Linked DNA regions of Homo sapiens: region 1 is linked to region 2. A link is an interaction called in ENCODE POLR2A ChIA-PET data of the cell type or tissue named here. Cell type or tissue: OCI-LY7. All regions are shown on one strand. Each heading gives the region's core, and the rest is flanking DNA. Links, peaks and the distances in the headings are about the cores only.

Region 1 (8,161 bases), core at 1,443-5,442, 970 kb after region 2:
ACCAACATGGAGAAACCCCGGCTCTACTAAAAATACAAAATTAGCCGGGCATGGTGGCGCATGCCTGTAATCCCAGCTACTCAGGAGGCTGAGGCAGGAGAATTGCTTCAACCCGGGAGGTGGAGTTTGTGGTGAGCTAAGATCACACCAAAGCACTCTAGCCTGGGCAACAAGAGGGAAACTCTGTCTCTAAATAAATAAATAAATAAATAAAAATAAAAAATAAAAAACAAAAACCAAATTCCATTTAGCTATATATCAAATACATGAGAAAACAAAAGGTACAGTCCCAGGAATTTCTGCATGTGTCTACAAGACTTCAGAGAAGGAAGAGATCAATGTGGATGCCAGGCTTCCAGGAGGAGCTTAGGATTGAACCAGACCTTAGAGGATGGCTTGAAGGCAGAGAGAGATGAAGGAGGCTTTTCAGAGCAATGAAGAAGCGAGTCCTAGTGGTAGAGACAGTGAGGAGACAGTCAGGTCATCCTCTCCTCACTTTGCCTCCAATGAAAAACAGATGAGCCTATTGGTTAAAGAGTGGCTTTGAAGTCATACACATCCTAGTTCAATTTCCAGCTTTGCAATTACAAGCCTTTGGCCAGTTATTCAAACTTCCTAAGCCTTAGTAATCTCATTTCCAAATGCGGTTAATGACGCACACCTCCCAGGATCTTTATGAGGATTAAATATCATAACCATTTCAGCTCCTGCTTCAGTAATTTGAGGAAGTCATTATTATCTCTTAGATCATTCTGGAATATCCAGATACAAATCTCAACCACGCTCTATTTCACCTCAGTAATCAATGGAAATTACAATTTCTTCTAGCTCATGAGATCTTTGAAGCAGTAAAACTACCTCAACCCTCTATGTCAAAACCACTGCGGTGAAGGAAATGTGTTATCATAAGTCCAGATTCACACAAAGCCATCTCAAATGAGTGTCTTCCTTCTTCTCCCCAGACTTCTGGCCATTCTCTATAATCTCCACTTATCACTTTACACATTTTTCTTGGCACTTTGAAAAGACAGGCTGAAAACCCAGGCTAATGATCCCTGAGCAGTATGAAAAGTCAGAAAATAATGAGCAGGTCCTGATTCCTCTCAGGGGCCTCATTATGAAGGACAAGCCACTGAAATTTCTGCTTTTTCTCAAGTCTTTTGTTCTTTATACATTTTTCTGGGCTACCCTCTGGCCCCTTATTAGCATTTACAACAGAATCAGAAGATTTGGGCTCTAGTCCAACTGCTGCCGCTTATTAGCTAGGTGATCTTTGGCAAGTTATTGTACTTTCTAGACCTCAGTTGATTTCTCAGTAAAATAAGGATCAATCAAAAAATGTATAGGAATGCACCTCGCAAGTCCTCTAAATGTGTAATGCATATTAAAGTGAGTAGATGAATCAAGCAGGTGTATTGTACCCCTTTCAGCTTAACCCAACCACCAGAGAAGTCCCAGATTCTGCAACAAAATACCTCTTCAATAGTCCACTCTGAATGTGGACTGAAGACCTCTGCATCTATTCTGGGGAAGAAAATGAGTTTCCTAATAACGATCCTTCCTGTAAGTTTGAGAAAAGCGTCACAGAGGAACCCGGTCTGTAGAATTACAGCCCAGCTGATGGGTTGGGACCCCAAGCAGATTGGATCCAACCCTTTGAATATAATCATATATATGGTTAATACAAGTGCCTGTGCTTACATTCCCCCAGACAGTCACAGACACACACAAATCTTCCACCTCAGTGGGCCTGAGCTGGAGTCCCTGCCTCCTGGATGAAGTTCTGGGGCCTCCACGTCATGGCCTTGTCTGAGCCTGTCTGGTTAGAGAAGTGCAGGCTCTTATTATCATTATAGACTGCCTGCTTGGTAATTGAACTGGACAGCTGAGTGCTTTATGATATCACCAAGTAAGACTGTAATGGATAAGGCTGCACTGTTCAGGGGCTATTTCCTGCACTGAACCATTTCAGTGCTTCCCAAATGCACATGTTATTGTCCGAACACTTAGACCTCAGCAGAGCTGGTTACAGGTTAATCCAAATCACCACCTCCTCCATCAGCTCCTGCCAGGAGGATGCTGAGGCTGTACGCTCAGGGATTTTTTTTTTCCTCTTTTTTCTTTTCCTTCAAGAAACAGAATCAATACACATGTGCACTCAGGTTTCTAATAGCGAGCTGTCAAAGTTTAACCTTGAGCCCTGTACAAAGAGGGACTAGAAAATTAATGTAGTTTCGTAGGGAGGTGTTTAAACTTTAGGCAATAACTTTTTGTTTTCCTGCTTCAGGTTTATTTGTGCAAATAGCACAGAAGGACCCCAGCCCCGTGCAGATGGCAGCCGGCGGGGGCTGGGGGAGGGGGGCGGTTGCACCAGTCCTTCTGTCCTCATGTTGGCAGACAGAGATATCTACTCTGAAGCCTTTGTAGGGGCCTGAGCACCTTTGGGAGCCTGAGCTGGAGTTGAAGCTGGAGCTGCAGCCTGGACCTTGGTTTGGTCCTTGGCCTTGGCCTTTGGCCGGCACAGCCTGAGCCCCTTGGCAACGCGGGCACGAGCACGCTTCCCAAGCTTGGGGTGGGGAATGTAGGCAAGTCGATTGAGCTTGTGGCTGACATCCTTTGGGATCTTGGGCTTAGCCTCCTTGGGCTTCACAAGGGCCCTGATAGCCTCGGCATGTGCACTCATGGCCTCGGCACTGTTGGCCTGCATCTTCTTTAGGCTCTTCTTGTTGTGCTTCTTGGCAAAGCACATGTTCCTCAGGAACTTGGGGTCGACCCCCTTAAGAGATTCGTATCTTTGTGATCAGGCTTTCTTGATACCATTTCTGTGCCATTTTTGGGACTGGTTGTGTGTGGTGTGGTTCTTGGACTTGGCCATGTCTGCACTTTAAGCTGTGGCTCCTGAAGCACCTACAATCGGAAGAGCAGGAAATAGCTTAATGATAAGAAATGTGGCTTTTTCCAAAGGTTATTGCCCAGCTATTTGTGTTTAATTAACTACCGGTGATGATAATCAATGAGACTGTTGCTGAGGCTGTAACCACGCCTCTGCTGTCTAAAGCCCACAGTCCCTTGGCAAAGGGTTCCTCACTCAGGGCAGCACCAGCAGAGAAAGCTCCCTTGGTGAAGGAGCACGAACATGTTCAGGCATGGTTGGTGGCTTTTTCCCTTTGGAGGAATTTCTTTGTGAGAAGCTAGAAAGAGCCTTAGAGGTAACCCAGTGGACTTGTCTGTAAACCCTGCAGCTCATCAGCCTTGCCTGGGAAATTTGTTAACAATTATAGATACCCAGCGTCTGACCCCAGAACCATTATATCCTGGGGAGGAGAATGAGCATTTATACTATAAACAATTTCAGCAGGTGACTCCAAAGTTCAGCCAGGCTTGAAAACAACTTATTTTGTCCAACTGCCCTTGTTCATAAAGTAGTAAACTGAGAACAAGAAAGGGCAAGTGCCTTAGCTGAGGTCTGCAGGCTGGTTGTGAGAGTTTAATGTGGAATGCAGGCCTGCTGTCTCCTAAACTGGTGTGCTGTGTGTTATGTGGCCTCTCTCATAAAATATTGGCTCTCCTTGGGGTGAGATGTAGAAAACACATGTGAGTAAAACACAGTCAGTGATGGGGTAATCCTTTTAACTGAATGTTCAAGTCACCAGGACTCAGCGCTGGCCGTCACTTGCTGTAACTAGTCATATATTTTGGTTAAGAATTCAGCATCACTGGGTGGGTGCCGTGGCTCATGCCTGTAATCCAGCACTTTGGGAGGCTGAGGTGGGCGGATCACCTGAGGTCAGGAGTTCAAGACCAGCCTGGCCCACATGGTGAAACCCTGTCTCTACTAAAATACAAAAATTAGCTGGGTGTGGTGGCGGGTGCCTGTAATCCCAGCTACTCGGGAGGCTGAGGCAAGAGAATTGCTTGAACCTAGGAGGCGGAGGTTGCAGTGAGCCAGGATCGCACCACTGCACTCCAACCTGAGAGACAGAGCGAGACTCCATCTAAAAAAAAAAAAAAAAAAGAAATCAGCTTCACTGGCTGTGTGCCACGGCCCATGCCTGTAATCGCAGTACTTTGGGAGGGTGAAGCGGGCAGATGACTTGAGATCAGAAATTCGAGACCAGCTTGGGCAGCATGTTGAAACCCCGTCTCTACAAAAAACACAAAAAATTAGCTTGTTGTGATACAGGCGCCCGCCACCATGCCTGGCTAATTTTTTGTATTTTTAGTAGAGACAAGGTTTCACTATGTTGGCCAGGCTGGTCTCGAACTCTTGACCTCAGGATCCACCAGCCTCTGCCTCCCCACGTGCTGAGATTACAGGCGTGACCAAAAACAACCTTAATTTCCAGCTGTAGGAGAATGGTTGAATAATTTACGACGCATTCACATATTGTTAATAGCTACCGCTTATTCTGTGCTTACTGTGCCAGGTATTGCTTTAAGCACTTTTCTTGTTATTAATTAATTTATTTTTTTTGAGACAGAGTCTCTCTCTGTTGACCAGGCTAGAGTGCAATGGCGTGATCTCAGCTCACTGTAACCTCCACCTCCCAGGTTCAAGCAATTCTCCCTGCCTCAGCCTCCTGAGTAGCTGGGATTATAGGTGCCCACCACCATGCCTGGCTAATTTTTGTACTTTTTAGTAGAGACGGGGTTTCGCCATGTTGGCCAGGCTGGTCTTGAACTCCTGACCTCAGTTGATCCATCTGTCTCAGCCTCCCAAAGTGGTGGGATTACAGGTATGAACCACCATGCCCGGCCCATGTATTAGTTAAAATAACTTTATGGGGCAGATACTATTATCCTTACTTTACAGTTAAGGAAACAGAGCCAGAGAAGTTAAGTAATTTGTCCAAAGTCACCAAGCTAGGAGGTAGAAGAGTCAGGATTCAAACCTGACTTGAGAATCCTCTCAACCACGAAACTGTCTCTTGTATAGCCAACCATTAGTACAATAAACCACTAATAATTTGCTGAAGAATGCTTGCTTTGCATGTAATAAGGGCTAAACTGAATGACTACATTTATTGTTAAATACACATAGGAAATGCTTATGACATATTTAAATGGGGGAGAAAAGCCGGATATCACTGTACATACATTATAATTTTAACTATAGAAAGTTGCAGAAAAATGCCCAGGAAGAAAACAGGCCAAATGGTTCAATTCTGTTTGTGGTTGATGGGCTGACAATTTTTCCTCCTTGCTTCTTTAACTTTGTCTGACTTTTCTGAATTTTCTAAAGCAAATGTTAACTGTAACATCAGAAAAAACACTATTAAAAACATGAGACCTTACGGACGCAGGCTCGGGACAGATCACCACCAGGCAGCAAACACTGATCCTCCTCCACTCAAAGAAATTAACTGCAAAGAACTTTCATTGACCTGTGTAACCTCTTGCACAAAACATTGACTATCCCTACGATTTATTCTAACTGTCATCCTTAGATCATTAATACATAGGAGGCAATTTCTACTTTGGTTCTGATAGAAGTCTCCCAAGAGAAGCCAATTTCCTGAATCTTTTTGAGAGAATTTATTATAAGCATCTTTGCTTCCTCAGAGTCCCCGAGCTCTTGTATTCCCTGCCATTATCAGTGTATCTGGTCTCCTGGGCATAGCTTATGAGTAGATGTTCAATACATGAAAATCATTATTACGAACTGAGATATTTTGCTAAAACACATGTGATTTGGGAACAGAGTCTTGGTTTCTCCTCGTATCTTCCCAGGGACTTAGGATGGGGTTGGACACAGAAGATAATTGGGTGAAGGGCAGCCTAACTACTCATGTGCCCACATGATACGTATATGTCTATTTCTCTGACCTATCCTGATCTCGCCATGCCCATGTTCTACTCTGAGGTTTCTGGAGCCAGCAAGTCACTTCTTGCTGTACTTGGGGCTGTGGGGCCAGCCATCCTCCCAGTCTTGTGGCTGTGATCCTTTCATGAGACCTGTTTCTAGTTTCCAGCCCCTGCATTCTAGCACTCTTCTTCTCTGCCCCCACTCTGCTTTATCAGCCCATCTGTGCAGGTCTGCCTCACAGCAATCAGCAGGAGCCATCCCTGTGTGCTTAAATTAGAGATGCTGTTATTCTCTCTCTCTCTCTTTTAATAAAGAAAAGGAAGTCATTTCTTATAGTTATGGAGGCTGAGGAGTCCAAGGTCAATGGACTGTATCTGGTGAGAGCTTTCATGCAAGTGGGGAGTCTGCAGAGTTCTATAGTGGCACAGGGCATCACACGGCAAGGGGGCTGAGCATGCTGCTATTTTCTTTCTACTTTTAAACTTGAGTTCTACAGACTTAGTAGACTAGCTGTGAACATATATATATATATATATATATATATATATATATATATATATATATATATATATAAAATCATCCATAAGGCTGGCAGCACTGAAAGCCAACATGGTGGGCACAGGCAAACCACAGTTCTTTTAGGCCCCGAACCTATCCTCATATTAGACAACATGTACTGAAGAGGAGACGTGATATGAAGAGGAGAGCTGTGAGGTTTATTTAAGGAACTTGATGAACATCTGTAGTGGGTGGGGAAGAAAGATTTGGGAGGAAATTTTCAACTGCTTATTGTCTTTTTTTTTTCCCCTCATGAAACATCACCTCCAATTCAAGAGTGTTATGAACATATTATTTGCAAGTGGATTGTTGTAAATGAAAATTATGTGTATTAATCCGTAAGATGTCTGAAATGATGACTGAGCAATGCATTACCTAAAAATATTATATATTGGCTAAGGTTGAGGTCAAGGGTTGGGGGAGGGATGGGGAATGTGTTAGTCTGTTTGGGCTGCTATAACAAAAACACCATAAATCGGGTGGCTTGTAAACAACAGGAGTTTATTGCTTATGGTTTTAGAGGCTGGTAAGTCCAACATTAAAATAATGGCAGACTTGGTGTTCAGAGAAGGCTCAGTCTCCTGGTCATAAGTGGTACCTTCTAGCTGCAGCCTCACATGTTGGAAGGGGCTAGCTAGCTCTCTGGAGTCTCTTTTATTTTACTTTTTAATATTTATTTATTTATTTACTTATTTTTGAGAGAGAGTCTTGCTCTGTTTGCCCAGGCTGGAGTGCAGTGGCGTGATCTTGGCTCACTGCAACCTCTGCCTTCCGGGTTCAAGCAATTCTCCTGCCTCAGCCTCCCGAGTACCTGGGACTACAGGTGACTGCCACCACGCCCAACTAATTTTTTGTATTTTTAGTAGAGATGAAGTTTCACCATGTTGACCAGGCTAGTCTCGAACTCCCGACCTCAGGTGATCTGCCCGTCTCAATCTCCCAAAATGCTGGGATTACAGGTGTGAGCCACCATGCCTGGTCCGGGTCTCTTTTATAAGGGCGCTAGTTCCATTTGTGAGGGCTCTGCCCTCATAACCTAATCACCTCCTCCAGATGCCCCACCTCCAAATACCATCATCTTGGGGGTTAGGAATTCATTGTACGAATTTTGGGGGGATACAACATGCAGACCATAGCAGGAAGCTGTGGGTGGAGGGCCCAGAACTGAGATACTGTCCAGAGGGAAAGTGGGTATCTGTACTTCTCAAAAAAACCAAAACCAACCTGTCAAGGCAGGGACCCCAGAGAAAATGGGAGGAGAAGCCTCACATGTATAGACTGGGAGGACAGGATCATCTCCAAAGTAATGCCCCAGCCTCTGCCTCTCACTTATAGGTCAGAGGGTCCTAAGTGATAAGAGAGAACCTTGGTGGAGGCTGCTCCACAATGGCCCCCATCCTGGAATTTTACCAGGAGCACCCTTGCTTGCCCACTCATCTGTCTCAGACGCCCAGGAAATTTTTGCACGTGTCATATCATCTGTGCTTATCTCAGTGTTGAGATAACCTTTTCCCTTGTTTTCTCCTTAATTTGGTTTTCCAGTTCTCTGCAAAAGAGAACTGCGGAGTGGGGACTGGACAACCTCTGAAAGAGCGCCTTCTGCTTTTGTGGAGTGCAGTGGCGTGATCTCGGCTCACTGTAAGCTCCGCCTCCTGGGTTCACACCATTCTCCGGCCTCAGCCTCCTGAGTGGCTGGGACTACAGGCGCCCGTCATCGCGTGCCCGCCTAATTTTGTTTTTGTATTTTTAGTAGAGATGGAGTTTCACCATGTTAGCCAGGATGGTCTTGATCTCCTG
Region 2 (8,161 bases), core at 2,446-6,445:
ATCATTGTGAGCTGAGCAGCTATTCCGATTTGTGTCAGCCACAAGAAGTTTAAAATTTTTCTGTACTCAGACCTACAAATATTCTTTGTTAAAATTTTATTACATTTAGGCTTAGAATGTCTTTTCTCACTCTGAGATGACATGTATCCTTACATTTTCCTCTAGGTTTTAAAAAGTGATTTCTTTTAAACATTTGACAGCAGTTGGGAAGTTCTCACTTCGAAAACACTGGAGAAACCACAGAAAACAAGGTTCAGTGCAGGAACGAATTTTCTGAACTGAACAGAAGAGAAAGAGGATGACAAATTTGATATAAGACATTGTCTTTTACTGATTTTCTATGGTCAAATGGAATGTCTTAATGTTAATATTGTCCTCGCCAGAACTTTTTTGCTTAAGATAGATTCCTTAAGCAACTTTTTTGCTTAAGATAGAATATTTATGGGGCCAACACCATTAAAAGAAAACCCAAAGAGTGGACTGAGTTTTTAAAAAAAATGTAACACAGGCCGGGCACAGTGGTTCATACCTGTAATCCCAGCACTTTGAACAATCAGGGATGGAGGATCACTTGAGCCCAAGAGTTCAAGACCAGCCTGGACAACAGTGGGAAACCCCATCTCTACACTGAAAAAAAAAAAAGGCCAGGTGCAGTGGCTCATGCCTGTAATCCCAGCACTTTGGGAGGTCAAGGCAGGCGGATTACCTGAGGTCAGGAGTTCGAGACCAGCCTGACCAACATAGTGAAACCCCATCTCTACTAAAAATACAAAAATTAGCCGGGTGTGGTGGCCCACGCCTGTAATCCCAGCTACTCGGGAGACTGAGGCAGGAGAATTGCTTGAGCCAAGGAGACGGAGGTTGCAGTGAGCTGAGATCGTGCCACTGCACTCCAGCCTGGCTGACAGAGCGAGACTCTGTCTCAAAAAAAAAAAAAAAAAAAGTAACACAGATATTCACAGACAACAGCAGTATGACAAGGTTAAAGGTCACATGACCAGTTATAAAAGAGTTTTCAATGCTGAACTAGTTAAAACCCTGCCTCCCATCCCCAGTCAGCCCAACCCTTCCTGATTAGTCTAGGGAGTCCTTAGAGAGATGCTTGCTTTCTCCTTTTGGCACTTCTCTACCACTGCCTGCCACTACCCTGGGAATTGGGGGCTCTAATTCAGACTGCGTGGCTTACTTCTAAGTGTCTTAACGGAGACTGTGCTGATATTGTTCTTCTATTTGATACCTGTCAGGCCTCTGAGCCCAAGCCAAGCCATCGCATCCCCCGTGACTTGCACGTATACGCCCAGATGGCCTGAAGTAACTGAAGAATCACAAAAGAAGTGAATATGCCCTGCCCCACCTTAACTGATGACATTCCACCACAAAAGAAGTGAAAATGGCCGGTCCTTGCCTTAAGTGATGACATTACCTTGTGAAAATCCTTTTCCTGGCTCATCCTGGCTCAAAAAGCTCCCCCACTGAGCACCTTGAGACCCCCACTCCTGCCCGCCAGAGAACAAACCTCCTTTGACTGTAATTTTCCTTTGCCTGCCCAAATATTATAAAACGGCCCCACCCCTATCTCCCTTCACTGACTCTCTTTTCGGACACAGCCCGCCTGCACCCAGGTGAAATAAACAGCCATGTTGCTCACACAAAGCCTGTTTGGTGGTCTCTTCACAGGGACGTGCATGAAAATACCCTCTCTATTAAGGATTTTTTTTTTTTAGGTACTTTTGTTGTAGCTCCTCTCAATTAAGTCTTTTTTTTTGAGACGGAGTCTCGCTCTGTCGCCCAGGCTGCGGTGCAGTGGCGCGATCTCGGCTCACTGCAAGCTCCGCCTCCTGGGTTCATGCCATTCTCCTGCCCCAGCCTCCCGAGTAGCTGGGACTACAGGCCCCCGGCACCACGCCCAGCTATTTATTTTTGTATTTTTTAGTAGAAACGGGGTTTCACAGTGTTAGCCAGGATGGTCTCGATCTCCTGAACTCCTGATCCGCCCGCCTCCGCCTCCCAAAGTGCTGAGATTACAGGCCTGAGCCACCGCGCCCGACCTTCTATTAAGTCTTAAACTGGCTACCAGTGTACTAGGAAATTTTGTTTGGTATAAGATATAGATCGTATTATTTTTCTCCATATAGATATCACCAGTTTTCCCAACATTGGGTATGAAATAACTTGTCCTTGGCTCCTCTGTGGTGCTACTTTTATTGTATATTTCCATATATGCACATGTCTATTTCTAAGCTCTCTACTCTTCCATTTGTCTACTTGACTGTGCCTGCAACAATATTGCTTAAAACATTTTATTACTAAGGCTTTATGGGCGTGTCATTAAAACTGGTAAGACGAGCCTCCCTTTGCAATTATCTTTTTGATGCGTCAGTTTGGTTAGTTGTTCAATGAAAATGAATCTAGGTGTTGCCAGGAAGGTATTTTGTAGATGTGATTAAAATCCATTACTCTGTTAAATTTAAGTGAGGGAACTTGTCCTAGATAAACTGGGTGTGCCTAATTCAATCAGTTTAAAGATCTAAAGAGCAGAGGTGGGGCTTCCCTAAGGAAGAAAAAATTAGTCCTGTGGACTGCAGAGTCCTGTCCCTGAGAATCCCAGCCTGCCTGTCCTGATACCCTGCTGTATGGATTTCAGACTTGTTGGGGGAAACCCACACAAATTCTGTGAGCCAATTTCTTGGAATAATTCTCTTAATATATATCTCCCATATAGGGAGGGTACTGTTTTTCTGTCTTAACGCCAATACACTTTCTTTATATTTTTTAAAAGATTGACTTAGTTATTTATGAAACTTTATTCTTTTAAATAAATTGTAGAGATGTTTATTGAGTTCCTCAAAAAATGTAAAATTTTGATTTTCTTTTTCTTTTTTTATTGATATATAATAGTTGTACATATTTTGGGGATCATATGGTATTTTGATAATTGCATACAATATGTAATGATCAAATTAGGGCAATTGGGATAGCCATCACCTCAATCATTTATCTTTCCTTTGTGCTGGGAACATTTCACATCTCTTCTAGTTATTTTGAAATATACAATAAATTATTATTAACTATAATTTTCCTACTGTACTGTATCGAATACTAGAACTTACTCCTTTTATCTAACTATATTTTGTTATCCCTTAACCAACTTGTCTTCAGCCCCCTCATCTCTTCCTCACCTCTGATAACCACTACTCTCTACCTTCATGAGAATGAGAATAACTTTTTTTTTTTAAACACGGTCTCACTCTTTCACCTAGACTGGAGTATAGTGGCGTGATCTCAGCTCACTCCAACCTCCGCCTCCCAGGCATGTCTTTCTATGCCTGCTTATTTCACTTAATATAAGGAACTGGATCTCCAGTTCCATTCATGTTGCTGCAAATGACATGATTTTATTATTTTTTATGGCTGATTAGTATTCCGTTGTGTATATATACCACATTAAAAAAAATCTATTCATCCACTGATGGATGCATAGGTTGTGGCCCTCTTGGAGCTTGTCTTTATTTAGAATTGTGATTTTTTTTTTTTTTTTGAGACAAGGTCTTGCACTGTTGCCCAGGCTGAGTACAGTGCATGATCACGGCTCACTGCAACCTCAGCCTCCCAGGCACAAGCATTCCTCCCACCTATCCTCCCAAGTAGCTGGTGATATGGGCAGGAGACAAGGAAATACTGGGTAGAAGAGGGCGGCTCCCTGGCAAAGGCCCTATCCTCAAGCCTGGATACCTGCAGCCCTAAATGAGAACAGGCATTTCTGTTTTTGTGTCCCAGAATTTGCCTTTTAGCCTGCCAGGTCCCCTATCCTGCCCCAATAGAAACCCCAAACCTCAGGCTCCAGAGGAGACCGGCAGAGCAGCAGAGCAGCAGACCAGCAGACCAGCAACAGCAGAACAACCAGGCAGAGAAAGGGAGAAGAGGCGGGACATCTGGATGCCGAGGGGAGTTTGGCCAGGGGCCGTTGGAGAAGAAGCCAGCTGCTGGAAGAGGCCAGCTGCTGGGAAGATCACTTTCCCACTCCATCCCCCCTTTCAGCTCCCCACTCATCTTGCTGAGAGCCACCTCCACCACTCAATTAAACCTTGCACGCAGCTGGGCACAGTGACACATGCCAGTAATCCCAGGACTTTGGGAGGCCGAGGTGGGCAGATCACCTGAGATCAGGAGTTTGAGACCAGCTTGGCCAATATGGTGAAACCCCGTCTCTACTAAAAATACAAAAATTAGCCTGGCTTGGTGGCAGGCACCTGTAATCTCAGCTACTTGGGAGGCTGAGGCAGGAGAATCACTTGAACCCGGGTGGCGGAGGTTGCGGTGAGCCGAGATTGCGCCACTGCACTCCAGCCTGGGTGACAGAGTGAGATTCCACCTCAAACAAACACACACACAAACAAACAAAACCTTGCACTCATCCTTGGAGCCTGTGTGTGATTCGATTTTTCTGGAACACTGGGCAAGAGCTCGGGATATGGAAGTCTGTTACACTGGCCCTCTGCCCTTGTGTTAAGAGCTGATTAACACTCAAGCCGTCTGCAGACAGCAAAGCTGAAAGAACTTGGTAACACTGGAGTTGCAGGCACCCACCCCTAGACACTACTGCAGGGCTGAGAGCCCAAAGCACTTGCCCTGGCCTCTGCACCTGCCTGTTTGCATGCTCCCCCTAGGGATTTGAGCTGCAAGGTGACGGAACAGGCAAGTTGCATCCCTGTCGCACATCCTGCAAGGGGAAATCAGGGAACTCTCCCACTTCCCTGGGACTATAGGTGCAAGCCACCATACCTGGCTAATTTTTCTGCATTTTTTTGTAGAGATAGGATTGCATCATATTGCCCAGGACGGTCTCGAACTCCTGGGCTCAAGCAATCTGCCCGCCTCAGCCTCCCAAAGTGCTGGGGTTACGGGTGACAGCCACCACGTCTGGCCTTATTTCTCTTTATAAATGAATTGTTGTTTTTTGAGCACTACCATTTTAGGCAGGAGGTGGGAGAAGATAAAGTGTGAGAGGCTGGTTGGGGTAGCAAACTAGGCTGATAGTGAAAAAAATGTGTTGAGAAATAACAGCAGTTAATTTCTTTTGAATGTGTCACATAGATTAAGTGGTTTAATTTTATTGAATCCTCACTACAACTATATGAGGTAAATACCATTATTACACCCATTTTACATAGATGAGGACATTGAAGCTGGGAGGAATAGTAAAACTTGCCCAAGGTCACAGCCTGTAGGTGGCAGAACTTGGTGTTAAACATTAAACCCAGGACTGTCATGCTCAGAAGCTTTAATCTTTATGATATACAGCCTTCCAGTTCAGAGTAAGCTGGGCTGAGCTAATTATACTTGGAAGTAAGAGATAAACGTAGGCAAACGATTATACAGCTGAATGTTAGGAGTCGAGAATCCTGCTCATTTTCTTCATTGGACAGACCCCAAAAGCAGACTTTTTTTTTTTTTTTTTTTTTGAGACGGAGTTTCGCTCTGTCGCCCAGGCTGGAGTACAGTGGCGCGATCTCGGCTCACTGCAAGCTCCGCCTCCCGGGTTCACGCCATTCTCCTGCCTCAGCCTCCCGAGTAGCTGGGACTACAGGCGCCCGCCACCACGCCCGGCTAATTTTTTGTATTTTTAGTAGAGATGGGGTTTCACTGTCTTAGCCAGGATGGTCTTGATCTCCTGACCTCGTGATCCGCCTGCCTCGGCCTCCCAAAGTGCTGGGATTACAGGCGTGAGCCACGGCGCCCGGCCCAAAAGCAGACTTCTTTCATCAAAGGGACCCTAAATAAACACCTTGACCTCAGCTCAACAAACTGTCAAACTTAAAAAAGGAAAAAAAAAAAAAAAGGGCATCATTGATGATGCTCTGCGAGCACAGTGCTTTTTTTTTTTAATGGTTTGTAAGTTTAGTGGGTTTGTCCTGGTAGAGATTAGCCTAGGTAAAAAGCCACAGCTTCTTGCTCGCAGTGTAAATGTTTATAGACTGGTGCTTGCTCATTTTAGCTTTTCTTGTTGAGTCACTTATACGTCTCATTTTTCCTTACAGATTATTTCAAAAATAAACTTTTTACTGAAGTTGAAGATACATATAGAAAATTACATACATCTTAACTGTAAAGCTGAATAAATTTTTACAAAATGAATGCACTCATGCAGTCAATACCCAGATTAAGAAATAGAACATTACTAGTCCTTCTGAAGTTCCCATTAAGCGTCTTTCAGTAACTTTCCATCAAAGTATCCATTATTCTGATGTCTACGCTGTGGATTAGTTTTTCCTGTGGTTGAGTTTTATAGAAATTGAATCATGTGCTATACACTCCTTTACTTTTTTTTGCTCAACATTATATTTGTGAGATTCTTCCAGGTTGTTGCGTGTTGCTAAAGTTAATTTATTCTTTTTGCTGTATGGTATGTCATTGTTTGACTATGCCACACTTTACCCTTCTAATCCTTAGAATTGGACGTTTGGGTTGCTTCCAACTTTTGGCTACCATAAGTAGTGTGGTCATGTCCTTGTAGACTTTTGATTTTTTTTTTTTTCAGTCAGCCTTTAAGATGTGCAGCTCATCATATCATGCTGTAATCAAGATGTGACAACAGTCATGTCATGTCATGCCACCCAGTCCTTTGGCTGTACCACCAATGTATTGCATAAAACCACTCGATTACTCTTAGGTAATATGTATGTGTGTACATGTTCATGTGTGTGTGTGTGCATGTACAGATTTTTTTTCCTTTACATCCTTGAATCACATTATATATGAAGTTCTCTATACTGCTGATGTAGCGGCTTCATTGTCTGGGGTAAATAGCTGGGATTTGTTGTCTCGCACCAAGATTAAAGACATGGACACACGCAAGGAGTCAGTTTAGGAGTAGAGGTTTAATAGGCAAAAAAAAGAGAAAGGAGAGCAGTTTCCTCTCTCTTACCAGACAGAGGGGCGTCTGAAAGGGAAAAGCTGGCCTGCGGTGGACCATAGCAGATTTTACAGGTAGGCTTGAGGAGGCAATGTATGATTTATGTAGGGCCCACAGATTGGTTTGACCAGGTGTGACATTTACCTAGCTTGTGGGGAAGGCTGGTCATCCCACCCTAATCTTATTATGCAAATGGGCTTTCCACTTGGCCAGTGCCATCTTGTCTGCTCCTTGCTGTATGCATGGCTGGCAAAGAGAAGGGAAGATGGATCTGCCATTTTGATCATGCGTAGTCCCAGGTAGCCTTTTCCTATTGGCACGACTGGCGACATTCACCTGTGCAAGTTTCCAGCTTGCTTGTCTATGTCTGCAGCTTGATTTTACAGGCTGCTCTTTGTTAGAGAAGAAAATGATGTTGGGGCTGCTTTTCATTAAAGGGAAAACATTACTAAGGACTTCCTTATCCTCACTATCTGCCTAAGTAATTTCTTTTTAACTCCTATGTCATTGATTCTGTATGACTTTGCATTGTGAGCATTTCTCACTTTATAAAAATTCCTGCAAAATGTAATTTTTAATGGAGATCTCTATCATTCTGTCTTATGGCTCTACCACAATTTATTTAACTAACCCCCTAATGGTTGATATTTAGCTTATCTGCAGTTCTTGTCAATACAAATAATGCTGTGGATAAACTACCTTGGATGTAAATCTTTGTCTCTTTTGCGCCTCTGCTTTGAATGGGACTGAAAATTCCCTGTATGGTTAGTGTGGGACTTGTAGTTTAGGGTAGCAGAGGCACTATATATCTTTCTTGTGACATATCTCGCTTTATTCCATTAGTATCTTCATCTTGGAAATGAGAACATACAGTTTCCCACTTACCTGGGCCCTCTGGATGTAGCTTGTCCAGGCCAGCCACTGCAACTTTGCCCTCAAGAAATGAACACTTGTGTATAACCAACTCTTTTAATCTTTACAACTCCAGAATTTACCTCTCAGTTTCATTGCGGTTTACAATTGTGGAGGAGGGAACTTAGAATTGCTTCCTCTTGGGAGAATAATCGGGCAGGAGCAGGAGATGTAAATGAAAGAGTAGAGGGACAGGTAAAGGGCAGAGGGGCTGTAGATCCATGATTTGCCCCTGTTTTGGGTCTGTATTCATTTCTGTTTGGCAACAAAGCTGAGGTATCATTTAGGTAACCGCTATTTTCAGTTTCCATCCATATGCTATTATAGTCCATTCAT

The links. ChIA-PET counts read pairs that join two places held together with the same protein. Peaks named below come from ENCODE experiments on the same cell type or tissue, not always from the same donor. Only the 100,000 strongest peaks of a DNase experiment are listed, where the experiment ranks them.
Region 1: POLR2A ChIA-PET joins it to region 2 with 8 read pairs; 2 of 35 experiments call an interaction of 5 or more read pairs at or near these places.

Annotation. Positions count from the first base shown.
Region 1 is chr3:186,919,879-186,928,039 of GRCh38, forward strand. It overlaps the pseudogene RPL29P9. Among named protein-coding and RNA genes, the nearest start is that of ST6GAL1, 6.6 kb to the right of the region's middle. In OCI-LY7, for the core only: no CTCF peak of the experiment used is centred there; no DNase peak of the experiment used is centred there.
Region 2 is chr3:185,948,570-185,956,730 of GRCh38, forward strand. No RefSeq gene overlaps it. Among named protein-coding and RNA genes, the nearest start is that of TRA2B, 15 kb to the left of the region's middle. RefSeq lists enhancers at 467-1,409, 1,410-2,352, 4,267-4,790. In OCI-LY7, for the core only: CTCF peaks have their summits at 5,156 and 5,355; a DNase peak (open chromatin) is centred at 4,652.